Regions from separate parts of the Mus musculus genome. Here region 2 is linked to region 1. A link is a loop called in an ENCODE intact Hi-C map of the cell type or tissue named here. Cell type or tissue: left cerebral cortex. All regions are shown on one strand. Links, peaks and the distances in the headings refer to the core of each region. The heading gives the core; the rest is flanking DNA.

Region 1 (7,684 bases), core at 3,442-5,941:
TATATTTTTAAAATAATATTTGTGCCTGAAAATAATAGCGTTAAGTGTTAAAGAAACTTGATAAATATGGCTTTGCTTGTATTTTCATTTCATCCTCTCTACTAAGCAAAGGAGACCATTTTAAGAATAGAAGAAATGACTCTATTTAGGGCTGCTTCTGATTTGGATAGCTGCTCTGTGCTGCAGCCCTGGAGGTGACAATGGCTTTCCAGGTGGCATTCAGCAACTCATTGCAAAGTTTCCTACTTCCAGATGGTCTGAAGTTCAGTGTCATTTAAAACTCTAGCTGCAGTGGTAAGATATACAAGGTGGAAGGATGGCTGAATGTTTCCCCAGTGAAACTGAGAACAGAGTCTTCTTGCTAGCACCTGCCTGTTGAGAACAGGAGAGTACATAGCCAGGACATTTTCAGTTTCTATAATACCTCTGCCCATATGGCACCTTCTATTTAAGAAAGACATTTACATCTGCCATATCTCACTTCACTCTGAGGGGTAGCTGTTTCAACCGTCTATTTATAGCAGAGATGGTATAAGTGTTGGCTCTCATTGCCACATGGAAGCAAGTCTGTGGGATCCCTGGAACTCTATTTTCAAGCCCACGCAGGTGTGCACAGACAGAAGACTCAACCTACGTGATGTGTTCTTTTTAAAAATGCCAGCATGCCCAACCTGCAATTGGCAGAGTAAATCTTGCAACGTGATGTTGTCGCTGGATGAATGGGTTTCCATCTTAGTGAGCACACAGACAAAATGTACAACAGAAGCTAAAACTGTGGAGCGGTTTGTTGCCTACAGGGAGGGAGGAGAACAGTGGGAGTATTTCCAAAGCAAAGCTCTCTCTGGAAATAAAAAGGTATCGTGGTTGAGTTTTATTGTGGGAACCTATTTCTACTCCCATAGGGAAGCATTGGAGGCAAGGGTGCCTTCCTCTGCAATCCTAGTACAGTTGTACATTGTGGAGCACTTTGAGGTCCCAGTTTAAGAAGAAAGATGGAAGGCAAATAATTAGGTATGCTTGTCTCAAAGCAATGGAGTATTGTTTAGAGGTTTAGCAAAGAGACGCAGCTCTGCTGAGCATTCTGGGTTCCACATTACACTGAACAGAGTTTTCTCTAAGTTGCACAGAAGAATAAAGCAGAGAGCTCACTGGCCAAGCTGATTCTTTCAATTTTCTCAGATGACATGACAAGGCAAGGGTTTCTCCATTTTATTTGCCTCTTTTCTGTCATTGTGAAGAAAAGAAAAAGTAAAACCGATAAAAATCACCTCATGGAATAAAGTGTATTTTGACTAAATGACTCCAGGGAGATAAATGGCTATCATGGCAAGGAGTCAGAACAGCAGGAACAAGAAATGGAGAGATCACATCTTTTACAGCAAACACAAAGAAACAACAGAAATGGGAAGTGGGGTGTGGCTATGTACTCTCAAAGCGCTCCCCCAGTGACATATGTCCTCCAACAAGTTGTACCTGCTGAGCCTCTGGAAACAACATCATCACTGTGGACCAAGGGTTCAATTTCTGAACCTACAACAACATTTCTCATTGAAACCACTATACCTGAAAGGTGCCAGCCCCATTTGGTGGCTAACAATGTCATTACCATCACTGCCGGGGAAATAGGACTTTAGACTGAATTCTGTCATTGACTTCAGTTTAGAACTATTTTCAGAGATATTAACTAGTTTGTACTGTGGATATTTTAGGACTTTGATCTCAAAACATTTTAAATGGTCCTGTGATAAATTTAATTGCTTATGTTTTTGTCTAAAAGTCTACTGAGGTTTAAAGTATGCTTCAGCTAGACTATCCAAATGAATGGGGAACCTTCAAGACAATATTTAGGAATGACACATCTTATAAGCTTTCCCCACCTGTTTGGGAAGCATCTTCAGTTTGAAATGTTTTTGTAAGTAACATACAATCAACTCATTAAAACGGGCAAACTCACCAAATAAGATACACATCTTGGACAAAAGCTCTGGGCGAAGTTGGTTACTGATATGCCTAAACTGTGAGTAACACTGGTGTGTCACTTTCTTTTTATATGCTATGACTGATCAGTGTCCCTTAGTAGCTCTGTAAGCAAAGCATTCCTGTAATGTAATTTAACTTAGCAATGAGAGATAGCATTAAAGAAGTCTTTTGGTGATTTTACATTTTTTTTAATTAGCCTGGAAGTAGCTGGATCAAAATTGAAGGATGAGGAGAAAAAAAAAATCACAACTTGAAATATCTGTTATTTCAATAAAAGAATTTTTACTTTAGAAATCACCAATCCTGCTGAAAACTGTGGCAAACAGTGCAGGTGTGTGTGGGAGTGTTGAACAATGTTTCTGAAATTTGCTTCATACTTAAATAGTCACATGGTCACATCAAATATTTAGATTTTATTTATCCAAGTACAGCAAGGGTTGGAATAAAAATATTTTTTTCTTATACAAAAAGCTACATCTTGTTGTATTGTATTGAAGATGGGCTTTCTGTCTTTCTTTTTGCATTGGAGTAGATTGGAGGTGTCTGTGTCCTGTATTAAACGTAGTCAGAGCTCAGTAGACTGTCTTCCATCCCATCAATGTTTGTATTCATTGTATTAATGCAGACCTCTATCCATCTCTTTTCTCTCTAGCACAATGCCCAGCAAATGAAGTGCGAACAGAGTCTTCTGGGGTGATTCTCAGTCCCGGGTACCCAGGCAACTATTTTAACTCCCAGACATGTGCTTGGAGTATTAAAGTGGAGCCAAACTTCAACATCACACTCTTTGTGGACACATTCCAAAGTGAAAAGCAATTTGATGCACTGGAAGTGTTTGATGGTAAGCCCCAGATTTTCAGGGTACCACAGGGCAATTAAGTGTTCTAGAAGACTTTTAGTGCTCCAAATGTCTATTTTACTCAAGATGCATGAAATGAATAGCTCATATGGATATTGAAGTGGTAAATGTCGCACCTGTCTTTACAGAGCTGCTTTATATAATAAAATCAAATGAATTTGATGCCCAATGGTGCTACTTTCAATACCACTGTTCTGGTTTTATACAGTGGTTCTAATGAGCACCTTAATGCAGCAGTGGCTGGATCATCAACTGAGGTGGATCTAAGGCCAGTGTTTTCTTTGTATAGGAGATACATCATGCCCAAGCAGAGCAGAGCCAAACCCATGTGTGGCCAAGAACAGAGAGTTTTCTCAGGTTTTATGGATTTGTCAGATAAAGCACAATGTATTCAGTGATAAGAACTGCTTTAATTGATCTTGTGTGTTTATGTGAGTCTCACTAGTTAGATGGACCATGAATGATAAATAAATCACTGTGCAGAGTGACCCCAGGAGTCAAGTTGTGAGGATTGTTATATTGCACATGAAACTCTAGCATTATATATAGAAACAAATGGCACACACAAAGAAAAGCAGCCCACACAAAGCTTTTGTCTCTGTGTTTGTACAAGTGTATATTTCTATTTGAATCATAAGTAAGTATTAAGATGTGAGTTGTTTCAAGCTTAGGCACATCTTCTCCTTTGTTTGAATTAGAATATAGAAGGCAATACTTTCATGCTTCTAGTTTTCAGAAACAACATCCTTACAAATAGATTTTTTTTCCCTAATTGCTGATAGCCTGGTGCTTTCTAAATCATGACTAGACCATGATCAAGATCAAAAACTAGGGAGTAGCCCAGAACACAATACAAGCACTTTCTGTCTGGTTAGAAGTGGCTCATGGCTTGCATCACTCTGCTTTCAAATATACACATCTTTTATAAAGAGAAAGGTCACAGTTTTGTATTCAGAACTTCTGCAAGTGATGGCATTTCCTATGCACTGTGTTTATTTTATCTTGGCAACATTGGTGCTAGCCTATATTTTATGAGCTAAGAAGAAGTAAGCTGAGCATACCAGCTGTATGCACCATTTCCTTAGTGTATACTTTCAATAGTGCAGATATGGATTCTCCTCACTTTCCTAATTGTCAGAACTCAGTGAAGAACAGTGTCTGATCTCCAGTTGTGATTGGCTGCTGAGACCACTGGCTATCCTGGCAAACTTACCTGCACATCTCTTTTCTAGGATATTGTTATAGATGCTACAAAGAGGCATGCTTTCCAGAATATGCCTAAATACCATGATCTAGACAGAGATCAGACCAAGAATAGTAAGGGATTTGGTGGGAGATTAGCAACTCTTGAAAATGCACTCTTGTGTTCTGTCGGTAAAAATGGCATTTCAAGTATGGCAAGCTCAGGATAGTTAATTCCTCTGTGGCATATTATTTCAGAGGGTCTTGATCTTGTTTAACAGCCATAAGAAGACCTCACACAGCTCATGTTCAGCCATCTTCCACATGAAGCAGGGTCACTCTTTTGTAGGACATAGACAGTAGACTTTGCAGACAGTCTTTGGGCACCATCTTTCATAACAAGAAGAATCATTTCTAGGGATGTCCACACAAACTTCCACATTTTTTACTTTGTTGTTTTCCTCATGTATTCTTGTGATTGCTATTACCAGGACCCTTTTAATGTTTACACACAGAGAATAATTTCTTAGACTTGAAGAGTGAGAGTCTAGGACTAAACAGTGGGGAAGCTGTGTCTCTGAGGCTCTTTTTGGCATGTAGGTGTATCCTCTTCATGTGGTCATATGGTTTTTGGTTTTTTTTTTCTGTGTATCTGTGTTCTGATCACTTCTTCTTAAGACATGCTATTCATGGTGGAGTCAAGGCCCACCCCTGAAAACTCATTTCAAAGTAGCTCTCTCTATATAGAGCACATGTCCAAGGTCAATCACTCTCTGAGTTATTGAAGGCAGGAATTTAATGCATGTTTGTGCAGAGTCCAACAGAGCCTTGAATAGCTTTATCCATGATAAGTCCCTAACAGTGATTTGGGCGTAAGAGGAAGTGAAGCTGTGACCTGTCAGTATTTTCCATGAATGGAATGGAGGGTGCCCCTCCCCTTGCCCTGATAAGTTTAGATTATGAATAGCCACAGAAGGCCCATTCTCCCATTCTCTCACACATTTCCCCACGCGTGAACTTGTGAAATGTGGAAAAGTGAGTAATGATTTTAAGACAAGGGGATGCATCCACAATAGAAAAGGAACAGGGCATAACTCCTGTTTCTTGAAGCTGCTTTCTCTCCCAAGTGACATGAAGATGCAGTCACTGCATGGTACACAGGGCATTTAATCATTTTGCTGTATAAACATTTTGAGAACTTTCAGGTCTATAGAATAACGATATATGTCAATGATAACTTTAAAATTATTTTCATACTTCCTGGATCTATAGTTGCTTTTTTATAGACACACAGAGACTCATTGAGACTGTCTACTCACGCATAGCCCCCTGCTAGTTCTAATGGGGATACTTGTAGTCTAAGGAAAGAGAAGTGGGTCGTTGTTATGAATGTGACCATCATTTCTCCTTTATCTCTGTTCTCATCCATCCATCTACTCTGCATCTATCAATCCATCTACTCCCCACCAGCCCATCCATCATCTCTCTGCACACATATTTCTTATATGGCACACATTTGACTGCTTGTGAATTACTCTGATACTAATCTACAATGGGTACTTTCATATGTTACTCTTGGACTTATCTATATGAATATATATATATATGTGTGTACTTTACTAATTTTAGATACTGTATAAATTTAATTTCTCCTCATGATATTTCCAATACTTAAAGAAAGTTTTCGTCCAAAGTTTATCATGAACAATAATATTGGAATATGTTTGCCATGTAAGTAACTTTTGTACCTATGTGCGAGAGTTGATGAAATTAAAACTTCAGATTTACTGTGTATCATCAAGTTGTTCCCCAAAGCGATTGACTGTACTTATACACCACTGACATTGCAAGAAAGATTCTCGTTTTCCATATGTGTAGTATATTATCCATTATAATAGTAAAAGGATATTCTCATGTTGAAATGTCATTGTTTCACTGATGTATTTCATTCATTTCCATAATAAGTCACTAGTAACTTATGTACTTGAGTCCCCTACTCCTTCCCCACATTGTTTCATTACCACGGAATGTATTTATTATTATTTTCATTTGAATATTTTTTTCACTTTGAAAATAAATGTCTATTGTACATTTGCATACGTGTTTAATCAACAGCTAAGAAAGATCTGCATCTGTAGGTGCCCACATCTGAAAGTTTTCTTTTTTTTTTTTTAGGTTCTTCTGGACAAAGTCCTCTGTTAGTGGTCTTAAGTGGGAACCACACTGAACAGTCCAATTTTACCAGCAGAAGTAACCATCTGTACCTGCGCTGGTCCACAGACCATGCAACCAGCAAGAAAGGATTCAAGATTCGCTATGCAGGTGAATAGGTGGGCCTGGACATCAGCTGGAATGGCTTTCAGTACCACTTTCATCTTAACACTAGGTCTAGGTTATGGTGAAGTTCTGACTTCTGACAACTAAAAGCCAGCAAGAAGAACATAGTGGAAGAAATACTTGAAGTGAGAGCCCTAAACTATGAGAAAACTTGATTAATATGTTATAATTTACTGATTAAAGAGTAAATATTAAAATTTTATACCATGGATAATAAAGACATTTGCCCCAAATTACAGTAATATAGCCAAAATTAGCATTAACACTGGGAACAAATGAGAGTTGATTATACTGCCATAAATTGTATAAACAGTAATTACAGTTGTCCTTAGTAAGTCACTCTATCTATTGCATTCTATATACTTATCTTTACATATGCCTATACTTTATATACTAGTCTATGTTTTATATAAACATTTACATTATAAGTTTGCATTTGGCATACATACATGCATGTGTAGTTCTATTTCAAAATTGGAGTTATTTTATCCTTTCTCCTTATTTATTAATCATTGTCTATAAGTAGATATTTGTATTAAACTAATTAAATCTCCCAGTACATCAATGAAGTGTTAAGCTCTAGTACAGGTTTCAATGTAGTCTGATCTACACCAGTGTTTCTATTGTCCCCATGAGAGCATAGGGGAACTTCATTCCTGGGAACAGTTCACTTATGAACCACAGCCCTCTGAGCTCCTCCCAGTCAGTGGTAAGTGGGGTTGTCCTTGATATCTCTCTTCCTTGGAATGGTAGCATCTAGCACACTAGATGCAGGGTCTTCTGAAAGACTTTTTTAATCCCCATTGGCAATGTATGTTTTCAGGGTGGAGATCAGCCCAAGGGGACAAAGTGAGTGTTGGGGGCTGAAATCTTCTAGCCTTCTCTAGTTGAAAGAGATTAGAAAACCTCACCAGCAGCCAGTCTTTGGGACTTGTGGTGTTAAGACAACAATGGGCAGGGGATTCGGACATTTTTCCCTTCAAAGTGTGCTAAAGATGTGCTCAGGTCTGTGCCACAGTCCCTGAGCAGGGATTGGACTCACACAGCCTGGTTCTGAAGAATGGATGCTCAGACTTTTCAGGTTTAAAATTCCTACTCTATTGTCTGTTAGTTCATCCAGAGATAAGCTAGAAATCTCTAGCCTATAATATATGATGCACAAGACCATATCCTTCCCATTTGCACATTGCATTTGCCTGGCCCACATGCTGTGGGTCAACCCAATATGAGCCTGGGCTTTGTGCTTTATGACTGGGGAGAAGGTTGTTCAGAAAAGGAACCTGGGCTTCCCAGCTCTGAACTCTCGTTGTATTGTTCTTTTCACGT
Region 2 (7,684 bases), core at 1,802-4,301, 770 kb after region 1:
ATTTCCTGCTGAAGGGACACAAACAGTTCTATTCCCAGCTATCGCTTCTAAGCGAGTATAGCTGGTCAGTTAAAGATGGGCGTTATTAGGCTCAGGGAACCACACCGCACAACCCAAGAGAGATTTATTACACATAGGTAACTATTCTTGCACAATATCTTTCAGAAATTCAAAACATCAGGTAACATGGGGTTTCCAGAACCCAGTCCCAGGGACTGGTCTTATTCGGACACAGCTGTGTCACTTTGCAGGCTAGTGTGGCCACCTTGAGTGGGGCACCACACGAGGAAGGCAGTTACTATGAGGTCTCAGTCCCCTGAGTGGCTGACCTATGACCTTGGAAGCATCTTAGCATTGATTGTGTGTGCCTCTGGCGCTGCAGAGCGCTGTAAGTGACTTGCCATCAGGGCAGAGTCCTGTCTGAAAATTACAACAGCAAAGCGGTGTCCTGGCAGACCTGGGTAATGCTGGCAGGACCTTTACAAGGCTCTGTAGAGGAGGTATTACATATTGGTTCCAAAAAAAGCCCTGGTTATTACTGAGCTGGGCCACGGCTCTCCACTGTGCTGACCTCAATCCCCAGTAGGAAATGTATTTTCCTAGGGTGTTTCCATACACACAGAATGTCCCCACACAGAGCAAGTGCACTCTTGCCACAGGAATGCTATGGTTCCCCTCAGCTGACTCCACTCTGGGCAGCGCACCTTCCTTTGGGCTTGGAAAGTATCTCCCCACATAGTTGCTTGGTTGGAGACTCTGCAAGATCCTGGGTGTTGAAGCTTTGCTCCTGCAGTGTTCAAAGTGCAGACCCACATAACCTAGCATCGCAGACTGCTAGAACATCTGACAAGTGAGCATGCCCAGTCCTTGCTGCTTAAGAGAGAAGAGCCTCCCCGCCCCCATTCCCCCCACCCCCATCCCGTGTCCTGCTGGTGAGGGAGAGGGAATACCCGTAGCTCCATACTAGACATCACCTTTAGTGTAACCAAGTTGCTTTTGACTTTCCTTCTCAGTGAGAACCTTGCACAGTCACCGGTTTCAATCCAGTTTGAGCTTGTGCTGTACTGGGAGATTCCCTGTGGCCAAGGAATGAAAACACAAGCCAGATGTTTATTTCTGTAGGCAAGCCCGGGCCTGCATGTTGGTTAAGCAGGCAAAGTGATTGCTGAGCAAGCATTTGATCCCCAGAACCCTTGTGCAAATGTGTAAGGAGAAAGTCAACTCCACAAAGATGTTTTCTGACTTGCATACACACACACACACACACACACACACACACATACATATACATACATACCATGAATATACACATGCACACACACATACACACATATGCACACACATGCACATACATGCACACATGCACACACACAATCACATACTGCACACATGCACACACATGCACAAACACATGCATACACACCACACACACATGCACATACATGTACACATGCACATACACATTCAAACACTGCACACATACACACACATGCACACATGTACACAATGCACACACATGCACACATGCATGCATACATGCATACATGCACACAGATGCACACACATGCTCATACATGCACATACACATTCACACACTGCACACATGCACACACATGCACACACACATTGACACACTGCACACATGTACACACATGCACACATACATGCATACATGCACACATGCACACACACATGCACACATGCATGCACACAGATGCACACGCATGCTCATACATGCTCATACATGCTCATACATGCACGCATGCACACATACATGCACACATGCACACATACATGCACACATACAAATACACATTGACACACTGCACACATGTACACACATGCACACATACATGCACACATGCACACATACATGCATACATGCACACATACAAATACACATTCACACACTGCACACATGCACACACATGCACACATTCACACACTGCACACATGTACACACATGCACACACACACATGTACACACATATGCACATGCATGCATGCACACACCACGCACACCTTAGCACTCAGAATCAAGCAGAGTGCCCCCACGGCATTCCACATGGATATCTGGACAGATGCCAGATGAGGAAGCACACGCCTGTCACATAGGTACAAACTAGAGAGAGCCGTAAAGACAGCTTGATCAGCAGTTCTTGCTAGTTAATAGCACCCCTCCCCCACCCGGGCCTGTAGGTATAGTGGTTGCCGCCTTCACATAACTCCATCCGCAGGCAACACATGCTCTTGTTTCTATGTTCTCACAAAGGTTGTGTTCATTAGAGCAAATCCACTGTTTTGACTGAGATGCCAGATAAAGTAGAAAAGAAGCCACACCCCTTCCAGTGGGGTCCGAGGTTGGAGGTTACTTTAACCACCGGACCCTGGAAACCATTTAGTCGAGGAAAATGAGCAATGAGAGTCTCTAAGGCATCCTTTGTCCATCATTGAGTGATGCACTATACTGATGGTTTTAAATGTCACCACGGAGACGGTTAAATTGGATAGATAAGGGAAAATTGGCTACCATTAACACTTGTTTGTTTGTTTTTCGAGACAGGGTTTCTCTGTGTGGCCCTGGAACTCACTCTGTAGACCACGCTGGCCTTGAACTCAAAAATCTGCCCGCCTCTGCCTCCCAAGTGCTGGGATTAAAGGCGTGCACCACCACTAACACTTCTTAACATAAAACAAAAACATAAAACAAAGAACTGTCTGCAGGCCACTCCTCACACAGCCCAGCATCTCAGAACTGGCAAGTCTGCGTATCTAGGCATTCATTATTGAAATTGTTCATGCTGCTAAACCAGAAAGAAAGTTTTCTCCATCTTCACCTCCTTGGGCAGGCTTACCAGTATTTAGAATAGTAATAATAATAAAGTATGTGATTCTAACAGTGACTGCGACTATCCGGCAGAAAGCCTGCATAGCTCCCAAACATAGGGGAAGATCGCCACCTACTGGCGGCATCGATTATTGCAGTAGATTTGACTTTTGTTATAGTCTCTCTATTTTATTTTATTTTATTTTATTTTATTTTATTTTATTTTATTTTATTTTATTTTATTTTATTTTTCCTTTGTCTCCTCTCTTCCTTTCCTGTCTAGAAGATGTGGGAAATTTGTTATCAATACAAAGCACACCTGTTCTCCAGGAAGCACACAGGCTCTCAGGCCCATCACAGTCACGGTGCGTGTCCTAGTTAGCACTGTCAACCTGAGGCAGCCTAGAACAACCTGGAAAAAGGAGTCAGGTTGTCGGTGGGCATGTCCGTGGGGCGTTTTCTTGGCTGTTAATTGGGGTGGCGGCGGGGAGCTATCCTTCTGTGGGTAACACTATATCCAGGCAGGTGATCCTGGACTGGATAAGAAAGCTAAGCTAAGTGTGAGCCTGAGAGCTAACAAGCAGTCTCCTACCATGGTTCTCTCTTCCAGATCCCTGCCAAGATCGCTTGCCCTGACTTCCCTTAGAGAAAGACTGTGATGTGGAAGTGACATGGAAGCATAAGCAGAGACAAATCTTTTCCTCCCAGAAGTTTGCTTTTGGTCGTGTGTTTGTCACAGTGACAGAAAGGAATTAGGACAGTGCCTAGCAGGAAAGATCACAGATCTTATGATATAACCCCATGAAAATGTGCAGTGTGCCTCAAAGGCCTGACATGTCTAAGATTTCCTAGTCATTTTCCCAATCAAAAGGTGTACTCAGAGAGAACAAGACCATACAGTGGTGCAAAAATTGAAACAGATCCAAGCTCTTTGGACATCTTTTCTACGGCAGTCGTTCTAAGCCTTCCTAATGCTGTGACCCTTTAATACGGCCCCTCGTGCTGTGGCAATCCCCAACCACAAAATTATTTCGTTGCTACTTCCTAACTATAATCTGCTACTGTTAGGAGTCATGATGTAAACATCCGAGATGCAGACTATCGACATCCTGTGTGGGGTCACGACCCACAGATTGAGAACCACTGCTCTAAGGCGCCATTGTTTTCTGTGGCTGTGCCTGCCTGCCCCTTTATGGATCAGAAACAATGATGTAGGTTCTGATGGACTCACCACATCATAAGACTTGGATCCATGCCCTAGGACTGAAACGGAAAACACACATGGTCGTGGGATAAAAAGATGGACGGCATCAGCAGATACTCTCTCCCTGCATCTTCTCCTTCATAAACAGCAACCCCTCTCCCTTCAGTGAAGCTAGGGTGCTTTCTCTCTAAGTAGCTAGTGAAGGGTTGCTAATCCTCACCCCCTCATCGCCGATGCCAACCTGCTGTCCAGTCTCCTCACCACCTCCCGCTCTCTCCAAAGGCCCCCTCAATACTTCCCAGCAAAATCATGGGCTCCCTACTTTGTGCCTCAAAATGAGGAACAAAACTCGGGGTTCCTAGATTTTAGTAGCTTGCGGTGTGGATGATAAGTCAATAATCTGCCCACAGCCGGCTGTATCTTGTTGAGCTGTCATTGAATCACTTCGGATCGTGACTTCCACCCTGAGATGTTGAGCTGTATGAGGGAAAATTCAAACTCCATTTGCACATCCTCTGGGCCACCAGGGAGTCTCCTCTTTCAGTCGCTAGTGAGGCTCTAATAACATGGCAGGCCTGGGGATGAAAGGATAAATGAAACAAGGTGATTTCCCCCTGTATGTTTAGATTATTTTTTACATCTAGTGGGGAATTTGAAAGTCTACGCAGTCATAATGAAACAGAGAAGAGCCCTAAAATATGGGATGAGCAAGCTCTGGAGGAGAAAGTAGATGGGTTCTGGTCCCGCAGGAAGAATGAGAAGGGTTTGGAGAAAAAAAATAACTCAAAGCTGAGCCCTGGAGATGGGTTGGGAGAAATGAAGCCGTGCTAGAAACAAAGAGAAAAAGGCGGAGAATAACAAACACATTTTAAAGAAATATAGAATTGGCTGTGGCGACAGCTCAGTTGATAAAGCGCGTGCCTCACAAGTATGATGATCTGAGTTCAAGCCCCAGGGCCTACATTAAAAAGCCAAGTGCAGGCTGGGGAGATGGATCAGTGGGTAAAGTTCATGTTCTCCAAGAATGAAGACCTGAGTCTGCATCTCCAGAGCCCACATACAGCTGAATATGGTAGCGAGTCTGCGGTCCCGGAATTCTTACAGCAAGAAGGGAGGTGGAGACAGACTGGAGATTTCCCAGAAGCCCGTGGGCAAGGAGACTGGAGATTTCCCAGAAGCCCGTGGGCCAGCTAGCCTGGTTCTACACAGTGGCGAGCAGCAAGTGTTTGCCACCTCCTTACCCTTGGGATTTGTTCTCTTAACAACCACACGTGCACTGTCGCAGGCATATACACAAACAGGCACATGCGCAAATGGTCACACACAGACAGAGACACACACACAGCTAGACCGAGTTGGCACAAGTGGATCCATGGGTAAAGTCCTGGCTGTATGAGTGTGAGGGACTAAATCCAGATCGCCAGCACCCACGGGGCAAGCTGAGCATGACGGCACAGGCCTGCAACCCTAGTGCTGGTGCAAAGCCAGGCAGGCCCTGAGAGCTCCCAGCCAACCAAAATAATGCGATCTACGTTCTGTTGGACTCCCTGCCTCAAATGGATGGATAGATAGATAGATAGATAGATAGATAGATAGATAGATAGATAGATAGATAGATAAGGCTGAGAAGTGGTTGAAGAAAGACTCTCCAACTTCCAGTCTCTGACCTCTATATAACACCCTCACAAGTAAGTACACGCCTACACACATATAAGACACACACATGCACGCACGCACGCATGCAGCCAGACTGAGTTGACAGATACCTATTATCCAATTACTGAGGAGGCAGAGACAGGTTCCTGGGGCTTGTTTTCAAGCCAATCTGGATAAGTTGGTGAGTTAATGTCTAAGTAAACAAGCTGGAAAATGACTGAAGAAAACAATGATTGTTGACCTCTAACCTCTACAGTCATGTACCTGTAACATACACACACATACACAGAGAGAGAGAGAGGCAGAGACAGAGACAGATAGAGATAGTTAGAGACAGAGAGAGACAGAGACAAGAGACACAGAGGCAGACAGGTAGGCAGACAGATAGAAAGGCAGAGACAGGGAAAGAAACAGAGACAGAAATAGACAGATGGAGACAGGGAGAGACAGACGAGAGATAGAGGATACTGCATAAAGATAGTTGCTTAGAGTCAGTCGATGGTCTTGCAGCCAGCTTTCTGCTCCACTTGGATGTTAGTCACGACAGGAGCAGAGTAGACCATCTATAGTCAGGAGTCTCTGATCCTTAGGCACTGAACCCTATTGACTGGCTTGAAAACTCAGACTATTCCAAGCCTGGAGAGTTAAAGACATTTAACTTTAAGCCTTAAAAGCCAGAAAGTTACACAGATCTCCATGTTTAGCATAGGTGCTTAGTGATATAAAATGTGAGGGCTGGAGAGCTCTCAGTTAACAGTCAGGATCATCTTCATCCTTAAGGCACAGCGGTTGGGTTGGCAGCTGTAGGCTGGACCTGCTAGCACCATCCCCCATTGCCTCTGCTCTCCAGAATGGCTGCCCTGGCCACTCTCTGGAACACCTTAGCTGCCCTCATCCCACTTCAGTTACTCCAGCCATCACCATAGGCAGAAACTGTCTCCTCTGACATTCCTGTTTATGTTAACAGCTCAGCCCACTCTACTTAGGATAAGATGCCAGAGCACTGCTGTAGCATGTCTCCTGGCTGAACCTACCTTCTGCTTGAAAATCCCTAAGTTCCTCATGGCGTCTACAGCCCAATGTCCCCACACCTTGTAACCCCGATGTCGTTGAATCAAGACTTTGCTTTGTGTCTACTTTTGTTTGTTTCATGCTGAGTCACAACCATAGATGTCACTACCATAGATAATAGCACACACCTGCTACCTGTGTCCTGACCTACGCACTCAGAACTTAGTGTGTAAAGTTGGGCCCTCCCCTGCCTCAGACTGCCCCAGAAACGACATGCCCCTCTTGGGTCCCAGACAAAGCTTTGGCTCATGTATTTTCCCAACACCCTTTGGTGAGCAGCCAGGCTCTGGTGACAGTGCCCCCAATATGCGCTACAGAGCCCCAGCTTGGCCAGCTTTCTCCAGTTCTGTGTTCTTCCTTCCCTCAGGTTTGGATTTCCACAACAGACTCTACATGATTCCTCATGCCTTGCCTCTGTCTCTCACTCCTGGAACAAGTGCAGGAGCCTTAGTCAGGCAGGACAACCCACTCCTGTCCCCTAAGCACAGAAGCCCACTTGTGGCTAGCCTCTCCCATGTGCCCTCCTCTTCCCTCCCCCCAACCCCCCACCTCCAGCCACCTCCATCGTGCTGCTCAGACAACCAAATGCATGGCACTAGCTCCTTCATGTGCTTAGAATATCACCTCCCTGTCTTCAGAACTCATTATGACCCCAGTGGCTCAGTACTGGGGTCTTCTGGTGAGACTCCTCGCCACCATTTTCAGACTTATGAAACTGGTCTGGAGTTATGAGGAGATGGGAGCTCTCTGAAGAGAGCCTCTCTATCCTCTGCTTCACCCTGGCACTTAGAGATGGCTGCTCCTTAATACCAGCCTTCCACTCAATGCTTCACAGACACGCATGGGGGCATTTACCCCTGCTTGCCCAACCAGTGGGCACAGCAATCTCAGAAGGCAATTTTCAGTCATGATCTCCATCTCAGAAG

Evidence for each region. Peaks named below come from ENCODE experiments on the same cell type or tissue, not always from the same donor. Only the 100,000 strongest peaks of a DNase experiment are listed, where the experiment ranks them.
Region 2: a loop joins it to region 1, with 2.3 times the contacts of the local background. A loop is called at or near these places in 2 of 42 quality-filtered maps.

The regions. Positions count from the first base shown.
Region 1 is chr8:15,987,731-15,995,414 of GRCm38, reverse strand. Csmd1 (CUB and Sushi multiple domains 1) reads left to right here. Exons shown (of 70, transcript NM_053171.2): 47 at 2,633-2,821; 48 at 6,197-6,343. Among named protein-coding and RNA genes, the nearest start is that of Gm46073, 58 kb to the right of the region's middle. In left cerebral cortex, for the core only: no CTCF peak of the experiment used is centred there; a DNase peak (open chromatin) is centred at 4,996.
Region 2 is chr8:15,216,955-15,224,638 of GRCm38, reverse strand. No RefSeq gene overlaps it. Among named protein-coding and RNA genes, the nearest start is that of Gm24231, 6.7 kb to the left of the region's middle. In left cerebral cortex, for the core only: a CTCF peak has its summit at 2,947 (motif pointing left); a DNase peak (open chromatin) is centred at 2,947.